Linked DNA regions of Homo sapiens: all the other regions are linked to region 3. The links are chromatin loops, found by intact Hi-C in ENCODE. Cell type or tissue: sigmoid colon. All regions are shown on one strand. Each heading gives the region's core, and the rest is flanking DNA. Links, peaks and the distances in the headings are about the cores only.

Region 1 (3,697 bases), core at 469-2,968, 270 kb before region 3:
ATAGCCAAGGTTATTTGCTTCTTTCATGACTAATTACCATCTGTGGGGAATGTGGATTTCTCTGTAGGTTTTAATTTGCTGGTGAGTGGGCCATTGCTACCATCCCCTCCTGGTGTGGGGAAGTATAGTTACTGAATGCTGCCTCCAGCCAGCACGGGCATTGCAGGGGGACTCACAGCCGCCGGTCTTCCCCCTGGGGAAACAACGTCAAGGTTCCTAATTAGAAAGGGCTTTACACAGAGACATGTATCTACTGTTTGAAGATTAAATCTGTCCATGAAATGGAAGACTTGATTTTATATGAAGTCATGAAGAGCCAACACCACATAGTAAAATACCGGCTTTGAAAAACACAGAGGTGTTGCATATTTCTCGGTGCTTCTGACTGGCTGTGTGGCCTTGGTTAAACCTCAGAGCTTCTCTGGCCTTCGGTTGCTCCATCTGTAAGGCAAGGTCTGTCTCGAGAAGTCTGCGGTACCTGAATAGATGTTGAAATGGCTCCTGTGGCAACTGGTATTGTGTAGAGATGGTTCAGTGTCCACACCTTGCAGTTGTCACATTAAGCTGTGAAGGACGACTGACTCTAGCACTCAGTGGTCCTCAGTGGCAGGTGATGTTGACCTCAGACAAGAGTTGCTCAGGAGATAGGCTTTGCAGTTCACCTCGACAAGCGTTTGTGGAGAGCTAGGTCTGCTACCTCCTGTATCGTTGCCTGTGGGTGATGGTAAGGCTCTTGGGGGTGTGGAAGATGCGGGGATGATGATGATGACGATGATGACGATGACGACGATGACAGCGTCGTCGTCGTCCTGGTCCTGGAAGGATAAAGTCTTGTGGAGAAGAGGAGGCAATTCTGACAGTTTGGGGTTGCATCATCTTCTTCACAGAAGAGATGAAGTTGTGTAGGCACCCTAAGTATGGATTGTCACAAAAAGAGCACTAGGAAGCGGGGCGGGGCGGGGCAGGGGTGGGGGGTTCCTGGCAGTGGGAATGCTGGGCAGGCATGGCAGTAGGGAGCACCTGCTGCAGGTGGGGTTGGTGAGGTTTCCTCGTGGGACTTAGGCTGCAGAGAGATCAAGACAGGCCTCAGCTGTTGTATTAGGCATCCTGGACTAATTCTTTAAGCCCTGTTAAGGTTTCTGAACCAGAGGGTGATTAGAGCTGTGCTTGAAGTTCTTGTTAGCCGGAGTATACAGCTGCATTGAGCAAGATGTTGTAACCAAAGGAGAGGTGGTGGTGGGCCAGGCAAGCAGGATCCTGCACACTCAGGGAGCTCTGAGGGACGGAAGGAGGGTGCCAGACCTTGGACAGATGTGAGCCTGGGTGGACAGTTCGCAGTGGGACTCCGAGGAGGCCAAGGGCATGGGTGACAGCAGGCAGACTGCTCGGGTGGAATGGGCATCAGCTGCAGGGAAGCCGGGGGAAGAACAGGGCACAAATCGGAGTTCAGTGTGAGACGCAGTGAGTTTGTGGGTAGCCCAGTAACTGGGAACTTGGAATGGAGCAGTTGGGCCGGGAGGGCCAGGGTGGGAGCCGTGCCGTGAGAACTGGCTGCCTGCAAGCCGCTGACACAGCCAGGAAGGGCACGTGGGGCAAGAGGAGAAGTGGGTCTGGGAGGGAGCCACATCCTCAGGCCATTTCCCAGACCAGCCTGCAGTCAGCAAAAGCAGAGAGCTAGTCATTTCTTCTTATTTTATTTTTAATTTTTTGTTGTTGGAGAGCTAGTCATTTCTTGTACCAAGCTGCATTTCAGATGTGTGGGTACTACTGCCACTGGCATCTGAGGCATGCTGCCTGTATGGCTGGGCTGGTTGTGGAAGGCAGAGCTTCCCGCACAAAGCTGATGGAGAGCCCCTTCTCCCCTGGGCCCAGGCCTCTCTAAACTGCACTTTTGGCCTCTGGGTGTCTTGTACAACATGAAGACGACAGCATTTCTTGGTCACTTGTAATTAAAAAGGACCTTGGGTTGGTCTGTCCTCTGATTGCTAAGATTCTATTTCTGTCTAACATCTACTTTTAGTATCAATTTGTACAAAAATCTTTGATTCACCGAAAGTAGCTGAAGCAGCGAATAAAACGTTCTCATACAGTCAGGAGCACTGTGGGCTTGGGCACAAGGTCAAGGTCCCAAGAGCTCTTGGTTGGAAATCTCCTGCCCCAGGTTTTTCCATGTGGCTTGACCAGCACCTGCAGCCCAGGACAGGTCCAGCTAGAATCCCTGCTCCCCACCCTGCTCCCGCCCCTACTTGGTGATGAGTAGCCTATTTTACTCCACCAAAGTGAACCACATGGAAAGGCACACAGGTCAGGGAGAATTTGTGAATTACGGAATTTGCCCTGGGAGGGCACATTTGTTTTGCAGATTCCAGCATTGTCTTTTTTAACATTCTGTCTGAAAGTTGTGTGTGTACTCTCTGTTTTGTTTTCCAGTGGTTTGATCTTCTAAACTGGCAAAGCTGCATGCATATGGCAGAATTGCTCACTACAAAGTTATTCCTCAGCCAACTTCTCTGCTTAAGGATTCTTTGTCCATGATACCCCCTCCCAGCCAGTGCAGCCCACCCTGGTCCCCCCACCTGTGACACAGAGGCCCTGCAGGCCAGCAGCTCCCCAGCTCTGTTGTGGGTGGGGGAGCAGCAGGAGTTCTCTTCTCCCTTGGCCCAACTGGACCTCAAGATCCCTATAGATCTTCTAAACATTCCAGGTCCCAGGCCCTCACCCCAGACCAATCAAATCAGAGTTTCTATTGGGTGCCCAGCCCTCTGTTTAAAAACCTCCCCAGGAGATTCTCCTGTGCAGCCGGCAGTGAGAACCACCTGGGTAGAGGTTTCCAAAATTGTCTGATTGTAAAAATCACCTGAGGAGCTTGGTAAAGCTTGACTGTCCCAGGCCTCATTTGAGGCTACTAAGTCAATGTCCAGGCTGGGGCTTGGACAAGAATGTCATTCTTTTTGGGTCAAAGCCAGGTTAGGTGATACCGCCTTGCCAGATAAATGGCCGGGACTAGGTAGATGCTGAACCCAGTATGCTCTGCGTTCAAAGCACAGATCAGGGGCTTCCTGACCGTGCAAGGGATGCCGGAAGCGCCCTCACCACCTTCCTTAGCTCCACCACCGGGGCTGAATTTAGTTTACGGGGAACATTAGCAGCAACAGAGGGAGGATGATATCCCGCACTTAGCCCAGGGCCTGGCTCGCTGTCTGACAAGCACTGTCACCATAGTAAGGACAGTTTATCTGCTCGGGATGTAAGAAGTGCTGGAAAGGAGGGGGCAGCATTGTTCAGTCCATCCCTTTCCAAGCTCCTCACAGTTTTTTTCTCCCTGTAGGTCCTTCGGGGTCGTCCTCTGGGAGATCGCCACACTGGCCGAGCAGCCCTACCAGGGCTTGTCCAACGAGCAAGTCCTTCGCTTCGTCATGGAGGGCGGCCTTCTGGACAAGCCAGACAACTGTCCTGACATGCTGTACGTACTTCCTGGGCCCTCCGTGCTCTTCTGAGTTCTCTTCTCAAATACCTGTTTTCTTGGGTCACAGGAGATTAGGAGATTAAAGCCATTCTCTCTGGTCCTGCGCCTCCCTTGCCAGGCGTGGCTAAGAGGTTTGTCCTTGTGGAAGGAGCTGAGTGGGTTGGTCGACCTGTGCTTTTCCGTGGGTACCTTAATTCTACCCCATATTCCGTAATGCTTTCGTTCCGATTT
Region 2 (3,697 bases), core at 469-2,968, 89 kb before region 3:
TCTCATCATTCTAGTGATATTTCTGATTGCTCCATTATTTTTTAGGCCACCTGTACCTTTTCACGTGTCTATTCAAAGGAAAACGTTTCTTAGGGGTTTCCTCAAGGTTTTGCAGAAGTACATTTTGTTTTTTTAAGTTAGTTCCCACCTTTTTTTGGAAGACTTATAAAAATGTGTGAACACTGAGACTTATCTAGTTACTAGATAAAATACTTGAAGTGAATAAAAATCTTGTAGTTGTAAGAATAGAGTTGGGCATGGTGGCTCACGCCTGTAATCCTAGCACTTTGGGAGGCTGAGGCAGGTGGATCGTTTGAGCCCAGGAGTTGGAGACCAGCCTGGGCAACATGGTGAAACCCCATCTCTACAAACGATACAAAAACAACTATTTGGGTGTGGTGGCACGTGCCTGTAGTCCCAGCTACTTGGGAGGCTGAGGTGGGAGGATCACCTAAGCCCAGGAGGCAGAGATTGCCGTGAGCTGAGATGGCACCACTGCACTCCAGCCTGGGCGACAGAGCAAGATCCTGTCTCTACATAAATAAATAAATAGAATATATAATTGAAAGGATCGACCAGTACCTTTGGTTGCTGGTCAAATAAATGAGTTAACATTCAGTTAACTATAAAATACAGATGGTCCACAGTCCCTTCCCTTGTTGACTCATTTTAGTTAGCTGGAAATCAGTTTTCTTTGGAGGATGTAGAAGGAGGTGGGGACGACGTGATCGCTGATGTTTAGTGAGCTCTTACTCTGTGACAGCCATGGTTCTGAGAACTTTCTGCTTCTTGATTAATTCCTACTGCAAACCTGTGAGTTCTCTCCATTTCAGAAATAGGGAAACTGAGTCACAGTGGGTTTGAGCGGCCTGCCAGGGTCACAGAACTAGGAAGTGGCAGGTCTCAGATCTGAATCCAGACATCCTGACTCCAGAACTTTGTCCTGCGCTTGCTTCCTCTCTGTTTTATGAGTGATGTTTGTCTCTGTTGATTATCTGGTTTTTTTTTTTTTCAGTCTCTAGTATTGACCTAGAGATGGCTCTGGGATGTGGTTGAATACTGACCCCAGAAGCGATGCCCGGAAATGGCCCAGCACTGCCACGTTACCTCCTGTTATCCTTCCTGTGAAGCCGGTGGTCTCACCTTTCCCGTTCAGGTGGCGTTGCTGGTCATGGGAATGGAACTCCCCTCTGCCCCCTCCCTTCTGTTCCCTGGTCTTCCCGGTGACTGACCAGCCACGGGCCCGCATCTGGGGTGACCCAGGCAGTGCGTCCACTCTGTGTGGAGCTTGGCTTCCTCTGTCGCAGTGAGGAGTCGAGGGAGGCGGCTCTGCGGCTCCTTCTCCAGCTCCGGAGCCTCCCTTTCTTCTCTGCACTTCTCCACCTGCTGTTTGCTAGGAAGCACCCCGTGAATCACCCACAGGCCCCGGCCCCGGCCCCAGCAGGCTCCCGCACAGACACGGCTTCTGGGAACATCCTGACAGTGCCTCATTTATGGGGCTGCACAGAGCAGTGGCCTTGTGCCCACGGTGCTGAGTCACGGCGGATTGTTCAGCAATTCCATTAGGATAATCTATCCCAGACAGAGAGCCTTGCCTTGGAGCCTGCTCAGGACGCCGGGTGGCCCATTAGGGCCTGGCGCCTGGCCAGAGGCCACATGACAGCCGGCTTCTGCACTGTGGGTTTGTCCTGGGCTCCTTAATGAGGCCAGGGACTTGAGTTTTCTTGCACTTTTGCTTATTTTCCTGCATAAGGGGCCACCAACCTGTGGAGCTGTGTGAAATGCCCACAATAGCCCATGACTCAGGGGATTGGCATTTCTCACAGTCCCCGAGGCTTGGGGGCAGATTTCCTCCACCGCTCTCAAAATAACCAGGTTTGATTGCAGCCTCAGAGAACATGCTACCCATTTCTTAAAGTGGTACGAACCTATTCCTTAAAAATGTCCCTTGCAGAGCTTTAGAGGAAGTCGTGGTTTCTGGCTTCTCCTCAGAGTCTTGTTGATGCTTTCGCCGTGTAGTCCTGGGGCTGTGCGGAAGGAGGGTGGCTGCCATTGGGCTGGATGTGCTACCCAAAGCATGAACTCAATGGCCAGTGCCCAGCCGGGTGCTCACAGATAGTAAAGGTGACATGTGTCGCTGCCTGCTAGGATCCGGCCATTGAGAAGGGACACAGATGAGGGATAGCTCCTTCTCCAGCAGGAGCTTCTTACTTATAGGAGAGCTCTGCAGGGCCATTTTGGATGAAATCACCAAGAGAATTTATTTTCATTAATATGGCCCGGAGGGTCTATCTGTAGGATTTGTGCTTTCTGAAATTTGTGTGCAATACCATGGTCTCTGGCCTCACTGGGAGGCCTAGTGGTATCGCAGGGGAGGGGGCTGAGAGCTCAGGCTGCCTGGGTTTGCATTTTTCTCTTTACTGGTGAGCCGTATGCCCTTGACCAAGACGCTGTCTCTGCACCCCAGTCTTCTCACCTCTAGAGCGAGGATGCAGCCACAGGCCCTGTGTTGGGGGTGGCTTCGACGGTGTAAGTACATGAGTGACCACAATGCCTGGTGCTCAGTGTCAGCCAGGGATGGTAAAGGCCTAGAAAGGGGAAGCTGTGGGGCTGTATCTTGTCCCCTGAACCCAGCCAGAAGCCCCACGCAGGGCTGGTGCCTGTTTCGTGTGGGTCCTGAACTCTATGAAGGTTTGGTGATGCTTTGGAATTCTGGAAGAGGAGCAGATGCATTCCCTTTGGAGGGTGGGGAAGACGTATTTTTCCCTGGACAGCAACATACCTTCCGTTCTAACTTGGGCAGCTCAAGGGAGAGGCCCCGTGGTACCCGAGGTTCACAGCTGAGCCAGGCCGGGAGGATCTGAACTAGAACCTAGTCTTTCTCCCCACGCCCTGCCCTGGCTCCTCAGCTGCAGGACGCCACCCCTTCTGCTGCCGTCATCCTGGGGTGCAGAGCCTTGGGGCCTGGCTTTTACCCCGAATGTTCCTCTGATTATATAGACCTCAGAACTTTCTCAGCAGTGAAAGCTGTTTGCGTTCCTGGAACCTACAATGCTTGGTCATGAGGGCGTGGGATTAATGGGTTGGTGTCCTGTTTCCTGGCCTCTGCCCTGAGCGAAGGGCTGGGGCTCTGGACTCGGGCCTCTGCACATGCCCCGTCCACACACAAGCATCCCGCAGTCACTGCGCCGGGGCAGGCCCGCTGTGTGCGCCTTCGCGAGAGTGCCTCATGCCTCCTTTGCTTTCTTCCAGCTGCTCACAGGGCTCTCGTGTTCATGGGGCTCACCATGTTTCAACAGATGGAAATACAACTCAGTGCAGTTTGTCCAAGCTGCCAAGTCCCTGCTCGGGTGTGGGCACCCTGCTCCGTTTTTGTGCCCAGCTCTCAGCCATAAGATTGGCATTTCTCAGTGGGCTCTTGTTCTGGATGCCTTTTGCCGTGTGCAGTGTATTTCTTGGAACCGGAGTTAGTGACTTCACATGTTGCTCTAGCAACTGAGAAACTGTTGCACCCAGAGCTGCCAGCAGCCCAAGGGGTCTTCGCGAGTGACTGGCTGACAGGCATCCCGGTGCTAAGCCCCTCGCCAGCAGGCTGGGTCTGCTGGGACCACTCTCCTCAGCTCTGGGATCTGAAGCAGTAGACGTGAACAACCTAATGAAACTTCTATAATTTTAGAACTTTGGCGCAGACATAGTC
Region 3 (3,697 bases), core at 416-2,915:
GGCAGTCTTGAAGTACAAAACCTTAATATGTGATATAAGTACCTGATTTAAAATCACCTCTGGGATGAAACAGCAGAAAGGAAAATGTTCAATTAGATCATAATGATAATTATATTGCCCTTTTCTTTCTTGCTTTCTTGCTTCTGAGGGTCTCCCATGCACCTAGATGCTTTAAAGTAATATCTTTTTAATCTTCACAGCAACCCCTGGAGGTCTTATTATTTTCACTTCAACAGGAGAGGAGAGTGAGGCTCCCAGGAAGCACAAGATCTACCCAAGTTCTACAGCTGGGAAGTTTGAACAAACACTGATTTGAACCCAGGGCTTCTGACTCCAAAGACTACATTTTTTTGTTTTTAATAGAGATGGGGATTCACCATGTTGACCAGGCTGGTCTTGAACTCCGGGCCTCAAGCGATCCTCCCATCTCAGCCTCCCAGTGTTGGGATTACAGGCATGAGCCATCATGCCGGCCCAGAGCCTACATTGTTAATGACACCATGGCACACTGCTTAGAAATACTTGGGAGGCGTCTTGTTGATGCTCTGAGGAAATAAAAGTGTTTACTCATTCCTGAGTTAGTTCAGCACAGTCATGCCAGGCAAAGTGTTCGCTGGACATGCTGTGGGAGACTTCAAGGACATGTCAAGCAGTCAGAGAGAGCTGGGGGAAAATCACATGTTCTGGAGCAATAGTCTCAATAGGTCATCATCATGCTGCATAGAAAGATAATTTAAAGAGGGATGTGTGTGTGTGTGTGTGTGTGTGTGTGTGTGCATGCATGTGCAATGGCATATGCCTGTATATACAAAGACAACTATTTCTCTCTGGGCATCTATCAATAACCAGGATAGAAAATAATTCTTAACACTGGGGATAAATTTGCCCCTTTTTGTAAGTGACTTTCTTTACCAGATTTAAAGAAATATAACTGTGCACATAAGAATACATGATTTGGATTCACTCTCCAAAGTTAACAAACCATTACTGTACGAAGTAGCACCGGAACAGAGGAGAGGAAGAAGGAGAGAAGTTTCAGGCCATAGTCAGGGATGGGAGGCATGGAGCATGAGTCACCCCGCGGCACTTATCTGTCAGCCCAGGGAGAAAGGCACTGGGCTGTTGCGATGGGCACCATAAAAGGACAGGCAGGGCAGGAAGATGATACACTAAAAGATATCCTTTTAAGAGGGACATAGGACTGAGTGCAGTGGTTCATGCCTGTAATTCTAACACTTTGGGAGGCCGAGACAGGAGGATCGCTTGAGCCCAGCCTGGGCAATATAGTAGTAAGACCCTGTCTCTACAAAAAAATAAAATTAGCTGGGTGCAGTGGCACGTGCCTGTAGTCCCAGCTAGTCAAGAGGCTGAGAGGGGAGGACTGCTTGAGCCCAGGAGGTCAAGGCTGCCGTGAGCTGTCACTGTGAAACTGTACTCCAGCCAGAGCAACAGAGTAAGACCCTATCTCAAAAAAAAAAAAAAAAAAAAAAGGGGGGGACATAAATCCAATGAGCGCTGCCTGAGAAATTATCTTGGCCTTCCACTTCCAAGACCTGGCAAAAGAAAAGGCCCTCATGGTTCAAGCTTACCTACAGAAGTGCATAAATCCAAAACACCTTGTTAATTTCTAAAGCAGATAAATTTGGACAAAATACATTTCAATAAGGAAATGAAGCAAAGTAATTGAATGAAAATTATACAGTTTAAACATGCACATTGTGGTGATTATATCAGGGTGAAGAATTAGGATGAAAAGAAGTAGCAAAGTTTGAAACAACTTGGCTAAACACAAAAGTAACTTTGTAGAATAGTCTGGAATATTAACTTAAATTCTTGTTGGCTATTCAGCCTAGATGTGTACAGGGCCCGCCATCTGCTGGCAAGGCTTGGTGTTGCTAATTTGGAAAGCACTCAGAGGAGGTGCCAGAGGATCATTTACTCTTTTTTATAGCAACACTGCTCAATGTTAAATACTGATATATTAGGTCTCAACAGATGCAACAAATATTATATCTTGGAGCTCTGAATTGTGTATTTCCTATCTTATAAGACAGAATACCTAATTTCTGGCAGGAAGGGATTCTGGACTGGTAAAGCCTTCCCAGTCACTAACAACCTTCTTCCTCCTCCAGTTATATAAATGGAATTGTACAGTATGATTCTTTTGCATCTGGCTTCTTTCACTACACATTGTGAGAGCCATTCATGCTGTTAAGCATAGGAGTAGTTTTAATCATTTTATTTATATTAACATCACATTTTTTCTGTTTTACTTTTGGTGAACATTTAGGCTGTTTCCAACTCTTGGCTATTACAAATAATGTAGCTTTGAATATTCTTGGCTATGTCTTTTGGTGAAAACATGCATGCATTTCTATTGGGTGTATAATTTAGTAGTGATACTGCTGGGTCAAAAGGTATGCAAATGTTTAAATTTAGGAGACAATGCCAAATAGTTTTCTAAAGTAGTTACACCAAATATATTTGAAACAATGGTATATGAGAGAGCATATCAGAGAATCACATCCTTCCAAATGTTTGCTATTAGTAGTCTTAAAATTTTTTTAGCCATTCTAGTGGGAATGTAAGAGTATCTTATTTATTTATTTATTTAAAGAGACAGAGTTTTGCTTTGTCATCCAGGCTGGAGTGCAGTGGTGTTGCACAGCTCACTGCAAACTCAAATTCCTGGGCTCAAGAGATCCTCCCGGCCGGGTGCGGTGGCTCACGCCTGTAATCCCAGCACTTTGGGAGGCCGAGGTGGGCACATCACAAGGTCAAGAGATCGAGACCATCCTGGCTAACACGGTGAAACACCGTCTCTACTAAAAAATACAAAAAATTAGCCAGGCGTGGTGGTGGGTGCCTGTAGTCCCCACTACTCGGGAGCTGAGGCAGGAGAATGGCGTGAACCCGGGAAGGTAGAACTTGCAGTGAGCCGAGATCGCGCCATTGCACTCCAGCCTGGGTGACAGAGTGAGACTGCATCTCAAAAAAAAAAAAAAAAAAAGAGATCCTCCCACCTCAGTCTCCTGAGTAGCTAGGACTATAGGTGAGCACCACCACACTTGGATAAATTAAAAAATATTTTTGTAGAGATGGGGGTCTCCCCATCTTGCCTAGGCTGGTCTTGAGCTCCAGGGCTCAAGCTATTCTTCCACCTCAGCCTCTCAAAGCGCTGGGATTACAGGTGTGAGCCACCACACCCAGCCATATCTTATGATTCTAGTTTTCATTTTCTGATAACTGATAAGGTGGAACACCTTTTGATAGGTTTATTTGCTATGCGGGTGTTCTTTTTTTGGGAAAAGTTTCCTGCCCATCTTTCTTTTCTCCTTTTTTTTTTTTTTTTTTTTGAGATGGAGTTTCTCTCTTGTTGCCCAGGCTGGAGTGCAATGGCGCGATCTTGGCTCACAGCAACCTCTGCCTCTCGGGTTCAAGCAATTCTCCTGCCTCAGCCTCCCGAGTAGCTGGGATTACAGGTGCCCACCATCAGGCCCAGCTAATTTTTGTATTTTTAGTAGAGACAGGGTCTCGCCATGTTAGCTAGGCTGGTCTTGAACTTCTGACCTTGGGTGATCCACCCGCCTCGGCCTCCCAAAGTGCTGGGATTACAGGCATGAGCCACCGTGCCTGACCTCCTGCCCATCTTTCTATCCAGTTATGTGTTTGTTTAACTGATATATAAGGGTTCTTT

The links. Hi-C counts contacts between places; a loop is a spot of excess contacts. Peaks named below come from ENCODE experiments on the same cell type or tissue, not always from the same donor. Only the 100,000 strongest peaks of a DNase experiment are listed, where the experiment ranks them.
Region 1: it touches region 3 in a loop (3-fold over the local background); 2 of 110 quality-filtered maps call a loop at or near these places.
Region 2: a loop joins it to region 3, with 4 times the contacts of the local background. A loop is called at or near these places in 12 of 110 quality-filtered maps.

Annotation. Positions count from the first base shown.
Region 1 is chr15:98,945,246-98,948,942 of GRCh38, forward strand. It overlaps IGF1R (insulin like growth factor 1 receptor), which reads left to right. Exons shown (of 21, transcript NM_000875.5): 20 at 3,329-3,463. Among named protein-coding and RNA genes, the nearest start is that of PGPEP1L, 61 kb to the right of the region's middle. In sigmoid colon, for the core only: no CTCF peak of the experiment used is centred there; a DNase peak (open chromatin) is centred at 1,546; H3K27ac peaks cover 177 bases.
Region 2 is chr15:99,122,305-99,126,001 of GRCh38, forward strand. The region is part of intron 2 of SYNM (synemin); the gene reads left to right. Among named protein-coding and RNA genes, the nearest start is that of TTC23-AS1, 15 kb to the right of the region's middle. In sigmoid colon, for the core only: no CTCF peak of the experiment used is centred there; DNase peaks (open chromatin) are centred at 898, 1,517, 2,537 and 2,957; H3K4me3 peaks cover 2,302 bases; H3K27ac peaks cover 1,029 bases.
Region 3 is chr15:99,211,517-99,215,213 of GRCh38, forward strand. The region is part of intron 8 of TTC23 (tetratricopeptide repeat domain 23); the gene reads right to left. Among named protein-coding and RNA genes, the nearest start is that of TTC23, 36 kb to the right of the region's middle. RefSeq lists a silencer at 474-674 and an enhancer at 2,754-3,254. In sigmoid colon, for the core only: a CTCF peak has its summit at 1,875 (motif pointing left); DNase peaks (open chromatin) are centred at 1,095 and 1,885.